Regions from separate parts of the Homo sapiens genome. Here region 1 is linked to region 2. The links are chromatin contacts, found by Hi-C or POLR2A ChIA-PET in ENCODE. All regions are on one chromosome and are shown on one strand. Each heading gives the region's core, a stretch centred on a gene start or an enhancer-like site at or near the end of the contact. The rest is flanking DNA. Distances are from core to core; before and after follow the strand shown.

The links. Hi-C counts contacts between places; a loop is a spot of excess contacts on that map. ChIA-PET counts read pairs that join two places held with the same protein, here RNA polymerase II (POLR2A). Pooled maps may share reads with other maps.
Region 1: a loop to region 2 is called in a pooled map, with 2.3 times the contacts of the local background. The contact joins two enhancer-like sites. A Hi-C loop is called at or near these places in 1 of 50 pooled maps. POLR2A ChIA-PET finds 5 or more read pairs at or near these places in 2 of 52 experiments (H1 and MCF 10A).

Annotation. Positions count from the first base shown.
Region 1 is chr1:184,488,940-184,495,497 of GRCh38, reverse strand. All of the region lies in intron 2 of C1orf21 (chromosome 1 open reading frame 21), which reads right to left. Among named protein-coding and RNA genes, the nearest start is that of C1orf21, 110 kb to the right of the region's middle. RefSeq lists an enhancer at 80-149. Within about 2 kb of position 3,742, at least 22 of the 41 ENCODE cell types and tissues checked have a DNase peak (open chromatin) inside an H3K27ac peak, as active enhancers do.
Region 2 is chr1:184,421,974-184,429,053 of GRCh38, reverse strand. All of the region lies in intron 1 of C1orf21 (chromosome 1 open reading frame 21), which reads right to left. Among named protein-coding and RNA genes, the nearest start is that of C1orf21, 38 kb to the right of the region's middle. Within about 2 kb of position 4,718, at least 3 of the 41 ENCODE cell types and tissues checked have a DNase peak (open chromatin) inside an H3K27ac peak, as active enhancers do.

The DNA of each region.
Region 1 (6,558 bases), core at 2,493-4,992, 67 kb before region 2:
AAGCAGAAAGGAGATTCAGAATGGGAAATTATCTGGGGGCTTGGTTTGACCTCCACAGAGATCTATGCTTCATTTGCGTATTTGTTCTGTCTTCTCATAGAGCACTGCTCCTATTCTGGGAAGACATAAAAAGAAAGATAAACTGAACTGGGATGGTGGGTACAAGTGAAGAGGATGGGAACAGGGATCAAAGCTCAGAGCAGCTCTTGGAGATCAGAAACTGGAGCTCAGAGTTCCATGAGGAACAAAAGAGTGTAGGGATGAGAGTCTATGTTGCGGGGGGAAGGCAAGAGCCAGGTGAAAGGGAGGTGGCTGTTACAGGAAGGGAGGCGAGAGTAGAAACTTGCCTCTTCGGGCACCCTGGCCCTTAAGAAACTTGCTAAAAATGAACAAGCAAGCCATGTCTGAAACCCCTTCACTCTCAGGTTGAATGAAATGAGATGTCACTGTGTGACGATGACATGCTGTGCAGATGAACTGCAGTCCCAGGAGGTTCTAGGGCTGCAGCACTTCTCCTCACTTGGGCCATGCCCTGTGCCTGGGTACAGCTGAGCCCTGGAAACTGAAGTAGGAATTTAACTGTTAATGATGTTCTTTTTATCCCAGCTAGCATCAAACAAATTTGCCTCAAGAAGGTAAAAAAAAAAAAAAAGCAAAAGCAAAAAACATTAATGTAGAATTTTGACCCTATTAATCCTTACAGCCCCATCTTAAAAATCTTTGCTTTCACAATTTTCAAATTTCATTTTTCATTCCATGTTGCTAAGCCTCAGACCATGGTCATTGCTCTAAAACATAAAAACTCTGCCTCCTGCAAGCCACCACTAAAGAGGAGCTTGTATTGGTACAAAATTCTACCTCCCACTGCTGCCCTTAACAGAGAAAACCACAGATACAATATGCTCTAATGAAGCTCATATTTAATCATTCCCCAATATCCCAAGCCCGCCCATATCTCATTATCTCCATTCATACCTCCCTAATCCAGACCACCAACATCTCTTGCTAGGACTACTGAGCAAGACTCTAACTGGTCAACTGCTTCACTCTCTTCCTATAGTCTATTCCCTACGTAGCAGTCAGACCTCATCACTCCCCTGCACTCAAAACCCTCTCCTGACTTCTATTACCTTTAGAACAGAAGCCAGTGTACAGAGCAGTACAGTCCGGCCCTGGACTGCCTCTGTGAGTTTGTCACCCATCACCCTACTGGCACAAGGGCATCAGGCTTCTTCCTGGAATCCACTAGCCAGCTCCCTCTCAGAAATTTGGCTTTGTTGTTTCTCTGCCTGAAACATTCTGTTCCCAGGTATTCTCATGGTTTGCTCAAAGGTCAGTTCCTCAGATAGACCTTCTCTGACAGATGACTCTGAAACAGCCATCCTGTCAACTCTCCATCCCCTTTTGTATTCTCATGACACTTTTCCCTGACAGTACATGTTTGTCTCTCTTTTTATTACCTTTATTACCTGCTAGAATGTGAGCCAAATGAGGGCAATCATTATCATATTACATGTTATATCTCTTAGTAAAATCCAGTTTATAGTATTTGCTCAACCAATAGTTCTTAAATGAATAACTTTAATTTTCAGAGTTCCATCAGAGTTAAAAGCACATTGTCTTTCATTTTAACATGCTGGCCATTTAACAATTGCATCATGGGAAACAAGGCAAGAAACAAAGGAGGAAAGCTGCACTCCAAACTCAAGATCTTATAAACACTTTCAGATAAAAAGACATCTCTTGAGTGACAGAAGGCAATGAAGACTAAAAGGTTAATGAAAAAATATTGTGTTAAACAGCTAACACAATAAATGCAAAAATACTTGGTGCCACATTAAAAATAAAATCCTATTTCATACATAATTTGACAATTTCTTCTTTGGTTATAGATCAAAATCAACAGTGACATTTATACAGTGAGGCATGCATATCTATAGCTGGAAGGGAATTTAAATGTAATTTAGCTTGTCTTGAATGTGGTTTTCAAATGAAAATCAAACGTAGTCTAAATAAAGATTTGTACTCGTGTGACTGTTTTGCAATTTGAAGGAATTAATTAGCTTCAAAGATGTGCTATTTAACATCATGATTTTTCACTTCACCCTTACTCTTTTACCTTCAATGCTTATAGCCATGTACATAAACTTTTAAAATTATTTTTAGATAAAATGTAAATGTACATTTATATTATAGCTTCCAGCACAGATTATTACTATGAAGAAAGCTGACTATAAACATTGTATTCCTCACGGCCTGTGTCCTCTCCAGCAGGCATCTTCCCCAGCTATGGCTGTTCCAACCAAGAAACTTTAATTATGTAACCTTTAAAAAACTGTCAAAGACCATTTTTATTCATAGTTTAAACATGTGTTGTGAGTTACATTTTAGAGAATTTTATATATACTTAATATTATAGCCACAGAAATATAATCCTTTAGAATCTGACTTTCTGTAAATTTTTACTTCTTCTTGCCCTATTATAGTCTGGCTGGACCAACAGAGTACAGCTATATAAGTTAATAAACAAAACCACACTCTCAGAGTGATCAGATCATAGTACAGTAGCTCTTGAGAAAATCAGCAACCTGGGAAATTAAATGTTCTCCTTTTGGCCTAGATTTTGTTTATAACTGTCTTCTATTAGATATTTCATTATCCTTTTCAAACAACAGGACCAATCTACCCTACCCTGACTTCTACCACAAACCTTTAAACAGAAAGCCAACAAATGGAATCCTTCACTGACTAGCAGCAGCTGCACAGCACCAATTTAAGCATCAGTGGATGAAAGATAAATTTACAAACCAGCCAGCCAAGGTGGAAGCAGAGATACAACTCCACACACTTCAAGCTTTCTCACCTTCAGGCTCATGGTAATGTTCTGAAGCTACAGAAGATATTGGTGATACTTCTTTCTAATTTTTCATTGAAAAAGTAAATATCACAATGCAATTAACAATTTGGTCAACTCTGGACCATAAAGCTTTTAATAGCTGAACACTACCACCACCACCATTTTTTTCTGAGAGCAATCAACAAAGCAATAATCATATATAATCTTGCCAATGGCTCCACTGCAGGAAAGAAACTGACACCACACAGTTGAGTGAATTGTCCATAGTGTGGGGAGCAGGTAAATAGAACCTTTGAACATTAGCACTCAACACTCCCATAGCAATCACACAGTTCCACCCACTCACTCCCAAGACGCAGAAACCAGAGCCCACAGAGGTCACCCTGTAGCATGGTTACTCTGTGGCAGAATCCAAATGTAACCAGGTTCTGCAGGCAAGTCAATGGCTTCTCTATAAACTGGGCTCACTGGGCTTTACAGCCACTTGTTTTTGTTTATGTGCTTGTTCTAATAAAACCTTACACAGCACATAGCTCACTGTGATCTCTAAGAGGAGTTATTTCTGTGAAGGTTTGCTTACAGTAGAAAATTTGAGAAAAACTGAGAAATTGAGATTAAAGTTACAAAGAATGAAGATGGCTCCGTTTCAAATTAGTCATTGTCAAACTCTGCATCATGCTTCTGATTCCTTCTCTTCCTAAGAGACTTTACGCCTCAGAATGAAGAGCAAGACAAGGCCCGTTAGCTAAAAATAAACTTGAGATATGGAATTATATCATAGTTATTTCCTATCTTTACTTTTGTTCTCATAGCTTAAGCAACCTCTTGGGTGCAGGGCTGAAAACAGGCAAAATGAAACCAAACCACTTAACCAGTGTCATGTGAGCTAGCAAAGCCCCGAAGGTCACTGTCATTGATGATTCATAGCCTGTGGCCCAGAACTTTGCTATAAGTAACCATAACGGTTACTGCTAAAAACAAAGGAAAAGGGCCGGGCACAGTGGCTCATGCCTGTAATCCCAGCACTTTGGGAGGCCAAGGTGGGCAGATTGCTTGAGCTCAGGAGTTCGAGAACAGCCTGGGCAATATGGTGAAAATCTGTTTCTACTAAAAATACAAAAAATTAGCTGGGCATGGGGGGCTTGCACCTGTAGTCCCAGCTATTTAGGAGGCTAAGGTGGGAGAATCACCTGAGCTTGGGAGGTTGAGGCTGCAATGAGCTGGGATCGTGCCATTGCACTCCAGCCTGGGCAACCAGAGTGAGACAGAACCTGTTTCAAAAAAAAAAAAAAGAAAGAAGGAAAGTACTACACACACTAATGATATCTGCAGGTAAATGAACTTTAAGGAAAAAGTTTTGCTTTTTCTGAATGAAGTTTTTATTCTTCTTATTAAAAAAAGCACTATGCTAAACTTTACTGTCATAAAGATGAAAATGTGCTGTTTATGAGAGAATAATCCAGAGAACTTTCTAAATAAAGTTCACTGATTATTTATACAGCACTTTTTGTGTGCCAGGCATTATTTTAAGTGTTTTATTACTTATTAATTCATTTAATCCTCATAGCATCTTATGAGGTAGGTTCCAATTTTACAAATGAGGAACCTATCAGTTTGGTTCCCAAATTAATATGATTAGCCACTATACCTTGCTCCACAAGTTCTTTCTCAATGTCACCACCTACATAGTTATAAAATGCTTTTTTTTTTTCACAAAACTTCTTTAGAAAAAGGGATGTAGAATATTTGGAAAATATAAAAGAAGTACAAAAACTAACTAGTAATCAGCACCACCCAGAGATAATCATTACTAACCCTTCCTGGTAAACGGTCTCATCTACATAAGGCCATGTTCTGGCATTATTACTCAGGGTTCATAATCATCTAACCTGAGGTGAGGCTGAACACTTAGACAGCTTAAGGAATTAGCATCAAATTTTCTGTTTTCTAAATCTTCACCTAACTGCCAATCCCTAACATGATTCTTACATTGTCTATGTGAGCTTTTAAGTGTCTTGAAAAAAAATCCAGAGTAAAATTTTCAAATATTTAAGACTCCTGCCGTTAATGTGAGATTCTCTAAAGTTATGTCTCCACCAGTTGGTTAAAGTTTCCCAGTCTCCCCTGCTATATTGTATGTGTGGTGTACCTCTAAGCCTTTGTTCTCACTGACTCTCAGCCTAAACCTCCTGCTCTGTCTCACTTAGTTCCTTTGGCTGGTATTCATATTTTAAGACTCAGCTGAGGCTTTAATCATCCTCTTTACAAGTCTTCCCCCACTCCTTGGAAAAAGAGACCTTTTGCCTTATCACCCTATGGTACTGACATTTTCTGTCAAGATGTCCATCTATTGCATCTTTACCAGTTCCTTAAAGGCAGGGACCAGGTTTAACCCGTCTTTACAGCCTCCGTGCCTAGCACAGCACCTAATTCATGCAAGGTAGTCAACGAGTGCTTCTTAGGATGAAGTGAAATGCTAGGTTTTAAATGAAACCAACAAGTGCCAGTCATCAGACTCCATCTGTATGCCTGGGCTAACATTTCTATCAGTCAGATCCCTGTTGCCCTGGGGCTATTTCCAGTGATAGTGCTTTCTCCTCTGGGATAGATTTCACCATTGCCCTGAAAACACAACTAAAGGCCTTCTGGAGATGGAAACATTTGAATTATATTTATCAAAATAAACAGTTGTAGTGAATGATAAATGTTAAACATAAAAGATTCAAGACACACAGAAAAATACAAAGAAGAAATTAAGAATCACCTGAAACTTCACAATAAAGAGACTGCCATCGTAAAAGTTTTGGTGAATGGCCTTTCAAACACTTCTTTTATGCACTCACACAGAATTTTACATATATTTTAAACAAGTAAAATTTACAAACAAGATATGCTGCATAAAATCCCTTTACTAATTTCACTTAATAATCTGTCACAAACCTTTTGCCATATCAATAAATATAGAATACCTTGATCTCTAATGGCTCTATTCCATGCATGTTTCATCAGTGAGAAAGACCCTTGAACACACAGGTTTGCACACTTGTCCAATTACGTTCCTAAGATAAATTCCTAGCACTGGGTCTCCTGGGGCAAAGGGCATGCTCATTTACATTTTTGATATATGTTACTATTTTGTGCCCCAGAAAAATTGTTCTGCGTTGACATTCTCCATTATAGCATGAGACAGATGCCACCTGTTCCTGCCCAATCTGAAGGGTAAAAAATGTTTTGTTTTGCTTTGGGTTTTTTTGCTGGTTTGTTTTTTTGGTTTATTTTATTACTGAGAAGTAGAATATCTTTCTGTACTCTTTTGTCCCTTTATATTTTTTCTCTTTTGAATTGCCTGGCCATGAACTTTGTCCATTTTTCAATTGGTATGTTAGTTCTTTCCTTACAGATTTTGAAGGGTCTTTTTCTATTAGTCATATTAACTTCAGTTGTATTGCAAATATTATTCTCAGTTTGACATTTGTCTTTTGACTTAGTTTATGGTAGTTTACTTTTTGCCAATCAAAATTTTAGATTTTATATAATCACAGTTTATCACAAACTTTTTCTTTTGGTATTGGGTTTTGTAGCATTAAGAGAAAGACATTTTGCAACCTAAGATTATAAATATACTCACTTGCGTTTTTTGTAGTACTTTTACAGTTTCTTTTCTTTTCTTTTTCTTGAGACAGAGTCTCGCTCTGTCGCCC
Region 2 (7,080 bases), core at 3,469-5,968:
GTCAATGAGACAAAAAGTGTGTTGGACTGGGTTGGGGGATGGAGCCAGGGGTAGGATCAGATGGGGAAAACTGTGCAAGGAATGTAAGCTGGGGGGCAGGGTGACCACAGCCCCTGCCCTGAGTCCATTTTCCTGACCAGATCCTTTTATTTGGCAAGTCCTTAATAGCAATGCAGAGATGTCATCACTCCCTGCATTTGGGTCCTCAGAAAAGCAACAAAATCTCATCCCAGGTTCAGCTCAGACCCAGCTTCTTTCCCTGTCTGGGCCCATTTTATCCACCAGGGGCACAAGCACAGGCCAGTGTGCCACAGACTTTCCACAGACCTATGGAAACATCCTAGACCCAAGGAAAACATAATTAGCTCTAAGATACAAAAGTAAATCAGAACTATGAAAATTTACAAATGTTTGCTTAAATGTCTACAAAGTATTACTTTAAGGTCAATAATCAACTGCAACTTGATGTTCGTATCATTAAGTATAAGTCATATTTAATGTAGGATGTAGGTATATTTTGTTAATTCTGATACAACATGAAGTGTGACCAGCCCTCTTCATGTTCTTTCTCTCTCCCATCTGAAGCTGCTCTAATCACAATGCAAATTACCTGGTAGACCACTTCTTGCAACATTTAGAAAAAGAATTATTTCTTCTGGTCCCTCCCTGCCTCCTATCCTCTTCCTCTTCTCAGCTGTTCATTGAAGTAATGCCCTGATTTTAAATGTTTTTTCCATGCAGCACATTTGTTTACCTGTAAAGTTTCATACTGTCCCCTATACAATGATATACCATGTGGGACAGCTTAAGAATTCAGTGTAGATCTTCTGGAAAATGTTCCAATAGTTGACAAATGGAAAAAGGCACAAATATTTAAAATGGCTAACTTTCAAAGATTATGCACCATACCTAAATTACTGTGGTCAGGAAGGTACTGATACCTCACAACACCCACTGAAGTGGGGTCTATTATCATCCTCATTTTATAGACAAGGAAACCAAAACTCAGAGGGCTTAAGTATCTTGCCCAAGGTTGTACAGCTGAACTAGTATTTAAAATTGAGCAACCTGATCTTGTTTTAGATAAGTCATTGAGTGTTCCAGCCCTGGAGTCCAGTGGACATAAGGCCCTTACCTAAGTCATAAGGCCCTTACTTAAGAGTCGTTCAAACCTGTAAGAATGTCAGGATGGCTGTGCCCAAAATGAGCTAAGAGTACAGGAAAGTATGTGGAGGGTGGGAGGAGAAGAAAGATAACCAAACAGATTTTTCCAAGCAAGGCCGATGGCAAAGATGGAAAAGGTAAGATGTAAATGCCTGAAATTGAAGGCAGAGTTACTTCAACCTATATTTTGGAGCTGGAGGGTCACTAGATCAGGAAGTGGAGTTTCCTATTGCTCAGAGCTGAAGGGAGACATCAATTTCATTCATTTCAACCACATCATTTGACAGATGGGTGATCAAAGCCAAGAAAGGTTCAATAACCTGCCCAAGATCACCCAGCTGAAGAGAATTCCAGGGACCCAGACTCCACTCTAGTGCTCACTTCTTTCCTACCCCTAACTGTCTCACTGGTCCTGAAAGTGAGAAGGGAAAGGCAAAAATCATTGGGGGAAAAAAAAAGCAATCCAGGACAGATCCTGACCTCCAAGCCTCTCTGAGAAATCTTTAGGGCTCCACAGAGTAAGAGAAGCTCATACAAACAGAGACATGTCAGATTTTATTTTATTTTTTAATATGGGAGTAGATTCAGGAAACTAAACCAGTAGAGAGATTTCTGTCAAAGCTAAAAAGTAGCTTTAGCAGATTTTTGTAAGCACTAGGCACTAACAAGGATTCACTAAGAATATCATCTCAAGTTAACTTTTACACCCTGGTTTTGACGGAGTTCTTGGTGAGCAGGAAGTCTGGTCCACTTAGGGTGTCAAGATTTTGGCAGTGTTTGTGCCAGTCTGATATCTGGTGAATAAAATGGTAAAATAAGAGCTGGATTCAGCTCAAACATAACATTCTTACCTTCACCAGCCCTGGGCAGACCTAGAAACTTGATCCTCTCCATTGGCTGTGCTAGCAAAGGTGACATCTTCCTGTGGTTCCTTTACCTGTATGAATCTCCTAAGTACCCAGCCCCTGCACACAGGAGGGTCTCAATAAACGTAGGTTGAAGAAATGAATTCAGACTTTATGTTTATCCAGCCATCATCAGATGAGCATCTACAGTGTGTCAGGCATTGTGTTATCGCACCCAGTATGCCTTGGTTAGACAGACAAGGTCCCTGCCTGCTCCCAGGGAATTTAGAATCTACTGGGAGGGAAAGGCATTAGGAATAATTATACAAATAATTATCAGCATTCAGAAGGGAAAGTACCTGATGCTAAGAGAGGCACATTAGGGAAGATTTCTCTGAGGAAAGGACATTTAAGCCAAGAATCAAGATAGGAGTTTGCAAATTAAAAGATAGGAGGAAGACCGTTTCAAGAAGAAAGAGCCTAAGTGAAATCCCACAGGCAGGGAGATGCAGGCATTCAGAGAACTGAAAGACAACCTGTGGGGATGAAATAGGGTGGAGCGTACCCCAGAGAGAGGTGGGTGGGTCTCGCTCAGGGTTCCTCCTCTGACACCAATGGGGTGTGTTACTGAAGGGTTTGAAGCAGGGGAGCGATGTAATCAGACGGGCTCTTTAAAAGATCGCTCTGAGGGTGCTTGCAGAATAAATTAGAGGGAGAAGGTAGAAGACCACCAGTTAGGAGACTCCTCAGTAATCCTGGCAGACGAACTGATCATGAAAGTAGAAGACCACCAGTTAGGAGACTTCTCAGTAATCCTGGACAGACGAATTGATCATGCACTGTTCTGAGGACTCACCATTACATAAAACAACGCCAGAGATAATTTATGATTGGGTAATAATTTGGAGGAAGAGCTTAACACAGGGCCACATTTCTCCAGGGCTCCGCCCTTGGCCCTGCCCTTTCCAACATCTTTATCTTGATCGGGATGATGCCAGAAGGGAAACTGGCAGAGCTGCTGAGTACATAAATCTGGGTGGGATGGCCAATATCAAAGACCCAATTGAATCACTATTTGACTCTCTTTATAGCCTCCCTGAAGGGGAAGAGTCATAAAGACAAAAACTATATGGTCTCCATTCTCAAGGAACTCTCTTCTAGTGGCGGAAGTGTGGACATAACAAATACTAATTCAAGGCGGACTGAGATAAGGTCTATATCAGTGCTGTAAACAAAGCTGTGTGAATGTCTACTGGTAAGAAAAATTAATTCTGCCAGGCAAGTAAGGAAAGGTTTTTCAAAATTGGCCTCTGACCTTGCCCTTTCAAGCTAAGTAACATTTTGAGGGGTGACAGAGGGGAGGAAAGGGCAGCATTCCTGGCAGCAGGAAAAACCTGAATAAGGCAACAACAGAGGGAGGCAAGACTGCTGGAGACCATGGGTAAGGCAGGCTACACTCCATATTTTAAGACACCAGGATCAGTGCCAGGCATGGTAGCTCATGCCTGTAATCCCAACACTTTGGGAGGCCAGGATGGGAAAATTGCTTGAGCCCAGGAGTTTGGAATCAGCCTGGGTACCACAGAGAGACCTCGTCTCTACAAAAAACTTAAAAATTAGGCATGGTGGCACATGCCTGTAGTCTCAGCTACTCTGGAGGCTGAGGCAGGAGGATTGCTTGAACCCAGGAGGTGGAGGCTGCAGGGCCAAGATCACACCACTGCACTCCATCCTGGGTGCCAGAACGAGACCTTGTCTCAAGGAAAAAAAAAAAAAAGATATCAGGATTATCATCAATTTGCTGGTTTGCAAAGTCCTTCCACATACACCATCTCAGTTAATCTAATACCCACACTGAGGTCAGGACGGCTAATCTTGATTGACATCTAAGAACATTACATCACCCAATCACATGGGATAGAGCCAGAAGTCACACCCAAACATTCAGGCCCCATTCATGAGCCTTATTCCACTATTAATTAGATGGGGCAAAGCCAATGGTGTGACATTTAACAGAAATTAAGTTAAAGACCTCCACCTAAGTTTTTTAAGATGTTCATAAATGCAGGATGGAGAACATCTGACTCTGCCCCATTCAAGGTATACAGGGCTAGGTGTTCTGATAACCAGAAACTCAACATGTGCTCGCAAATACTATGCTTCTGCTAATGTATCTTCACTACAGTTGGAGATTATGGTAAATAATGGCCCTTATGTGGGAGGAAGTCAGTGCACTGACTTTGAAGTTGACAGCCCTGCATTTGATTTCCAGTACTTCCACTTACTGGCTGTGTGCCCGTGAACTGGAAATTACTTCACTCCTCTGAGGCTCAGTTTCCCTATCTTAGTATTAGCATACTAAACCCATCCAATGAGGGCTGTTGCAAGGCTGAATGAGAAAATGCAGATAATGAGGCTTATGGAGCCGGGCACATTCTCTTAGTGTTGGCCTTTATTAACTCTCATCACAGCTCTCTACCAAGGTTAGAACACATCTGAGACACCATACTTCATTTCTGGTTCCACAATTTTGAGAGATATTGAAAATTTACAGAACGTTTGGGAAGGGTTATCAGGACAGACAGTTTGAAAAAGCACTAGTCTTGCAAGTCTGGACAATGGAAAGCCTAAATTCTTGTCCTAGTTTTGCCACTAACTAGCTCTGCGATCTTAGGCAAGTCACAACTTATTTGTGACTCAGCTCCTATCTGTAAAGTGATGAGGGCTGAGATATGAATTGTAAATGACTTCTAAAGTCTCACTCAGCTCCAAAAGTCCTTAAGTTTTATGAATTCAGCCTTAGGAGGCCCTTTTAAGGGAACTGGATTTTCCACAGAGAAGACAAGGAAGCTCCATGATACGGTTTGTAAAAATGATAAAAGCAATCACAAAAAAAGAGAATGTCAGTGTATTACAAGAAAAAATTAGAAAAGTAGGACCAGTAGGAGACAGGCCTAAAATAAAGGAGATTTCACTCAATCCAAGGAAAAAAGAACTTTCCAACAATAATAATTATTCAATAATGGACACCAAGTATGAGACTAGACTGTGAGATCCTCAAGGGCAGGACTATTGTATTAAACTTTACGTTGCCAGCACCTACCCCAGTAACAGGCATTAAGGAAACCCTTAAATGATAGATTGATGGATGGATGGATGGATGGATGGATGGATGGATGGATGGACGATGGGTGGATGGATGAGTGGAGGGATGGATGGGTAGATGGATGGATGGAAGAAGAGATGGAAGGAGGGATGAATGGATGGTTGGCTGGAGAGGAGGGAAAAACTGAAATAGGGAGAAAGGAAGAAAGGAAAGAAGGAGCTGCTTAAGGAAGAAGTGAACTTCCCCTTCCTGGTGTGTTCAGGCATCATCAGCTGGATAACCATCTGTAAGGGGTGCTGCAGAATGGATTTCTATTCTGTGTAGGAGGTTTCACTAAAGGTCTATGTGATATTTATTTCCTCATTTCTCTCTCCACTAACTCATCCTACATATTTTTGTCAGATTAATCTTCCTAAAGGACAGTTCTGTTGATGTCACCCTCCTACTCAAAAAATCTCAGTGGCTCCCCATTGCCTATTCAGTTAAGGCCGCAATCCCAGTATTTGAAGGCTTCATTCCTGCTCTGCCTTAAGGACTTTTATTCATTTTTCAAAACCCATCTTGGATATATCCTCCATCATGAAGACTTCTCTTCACCTTTCATCCTCACAAAGTTATCTGTTTTGTACATTATTGCATAGATTATAATTTACTTGGTGACCATTCTTCTCTTCTATGAGACTGGTGAAGTTCCTGAATGAGGAAGGAATCTTTATTTCTGCACCTCCAACAAGTAGCAGAGTACCTGACTTTCAGCAGTTATTCAGCAATAATAAAAGTAATTGTTTATTGCTTATCATAAACCAGGCATTCTGTTAAATCCCGATACACATTGTCTCCTTGGCTCTTTATAACAACTCATTGTCCCCATTAAGTAAACAAGGAAGTGGAGGCTTAAGGGAGGATAAATAGTTTACACAAGACATAATGCCAATGGATGGTAGGGGCTGGATTAAAACCTAGTAGTACATGCCTTAACGTCTTGCGTATGAACCACTCCACAGGACTGCTTTCCCTGCAGCAAGTCAATCTGTGCCAGACAAAACATTTTATTCGTTCAGTCCATCAACACTTACCAAGCCATTGGGGGACAAGTTCTGTACGTAGAGTGACCTCAAGAAGCTTTCTGTCTAACATGTGAAATAGACAATTCAACAGTTATGGCAAAGTGCAACAATGCTCTCAGAGAGATATGTACGGGAAGAAAATCCTATCAATCAAACTGAGGAGACAGGAAATATTAACAATAGAAAAGACTTCCAATTATCTACCGCATGCTGAATAGTGTGCTGAAAATTTTTTCACAAGGCTTTACAAATAAACTGCCGCCTAGCAAGGTTCTAGTGGAGTGGTTAAGAGCATAGTTTCTGAACTCAAAGAACCAGTGTTCTACTCTTTGTACTTCTACTTTCTAGCTGTGTGTCCTGAAGCGAGTTACTTACCCTTTCTACACCTCAGTTCTCCACCTGTAAAATGAGAATAATAATAGCTCCTACCTCATTAGGGATGTTGTTATGATTAAATGACCAGACCTATGCAAGGTGCTAAGAATGCTGCCTGGCTTACAGTGTTACACAAATTTTGCTTATTATTAAGCTACTTGACCAAGAGGAAGGCAAGTGTTTGATTCCAAAATCTGCAAGCATTTCAAACAAAGCCTTCCTCAGGAACACACCTAGGACAAGGTGATATTCGAGCTGAGTTTCGAAAGGGAAATGAGCGGGAGAGGATAGGATCAGCAACGGGAACATCCACACGGCCCTGATGCTGCACTATTGCTTATTCCTTTTTCTGCCTGATACTCTTTCTCTAGCCATCTTGACCCACTGAAATCTTATCCATCAGCCAAAGCCATCCCATCGGACTTCTTCCAAGAATGCTCCCCACGTATTCAGTTGATATCTTTCATCAAGGTTAGCCTTGGATATACAGTTGGCATTTATATGCTTTCATCCATGCACATAT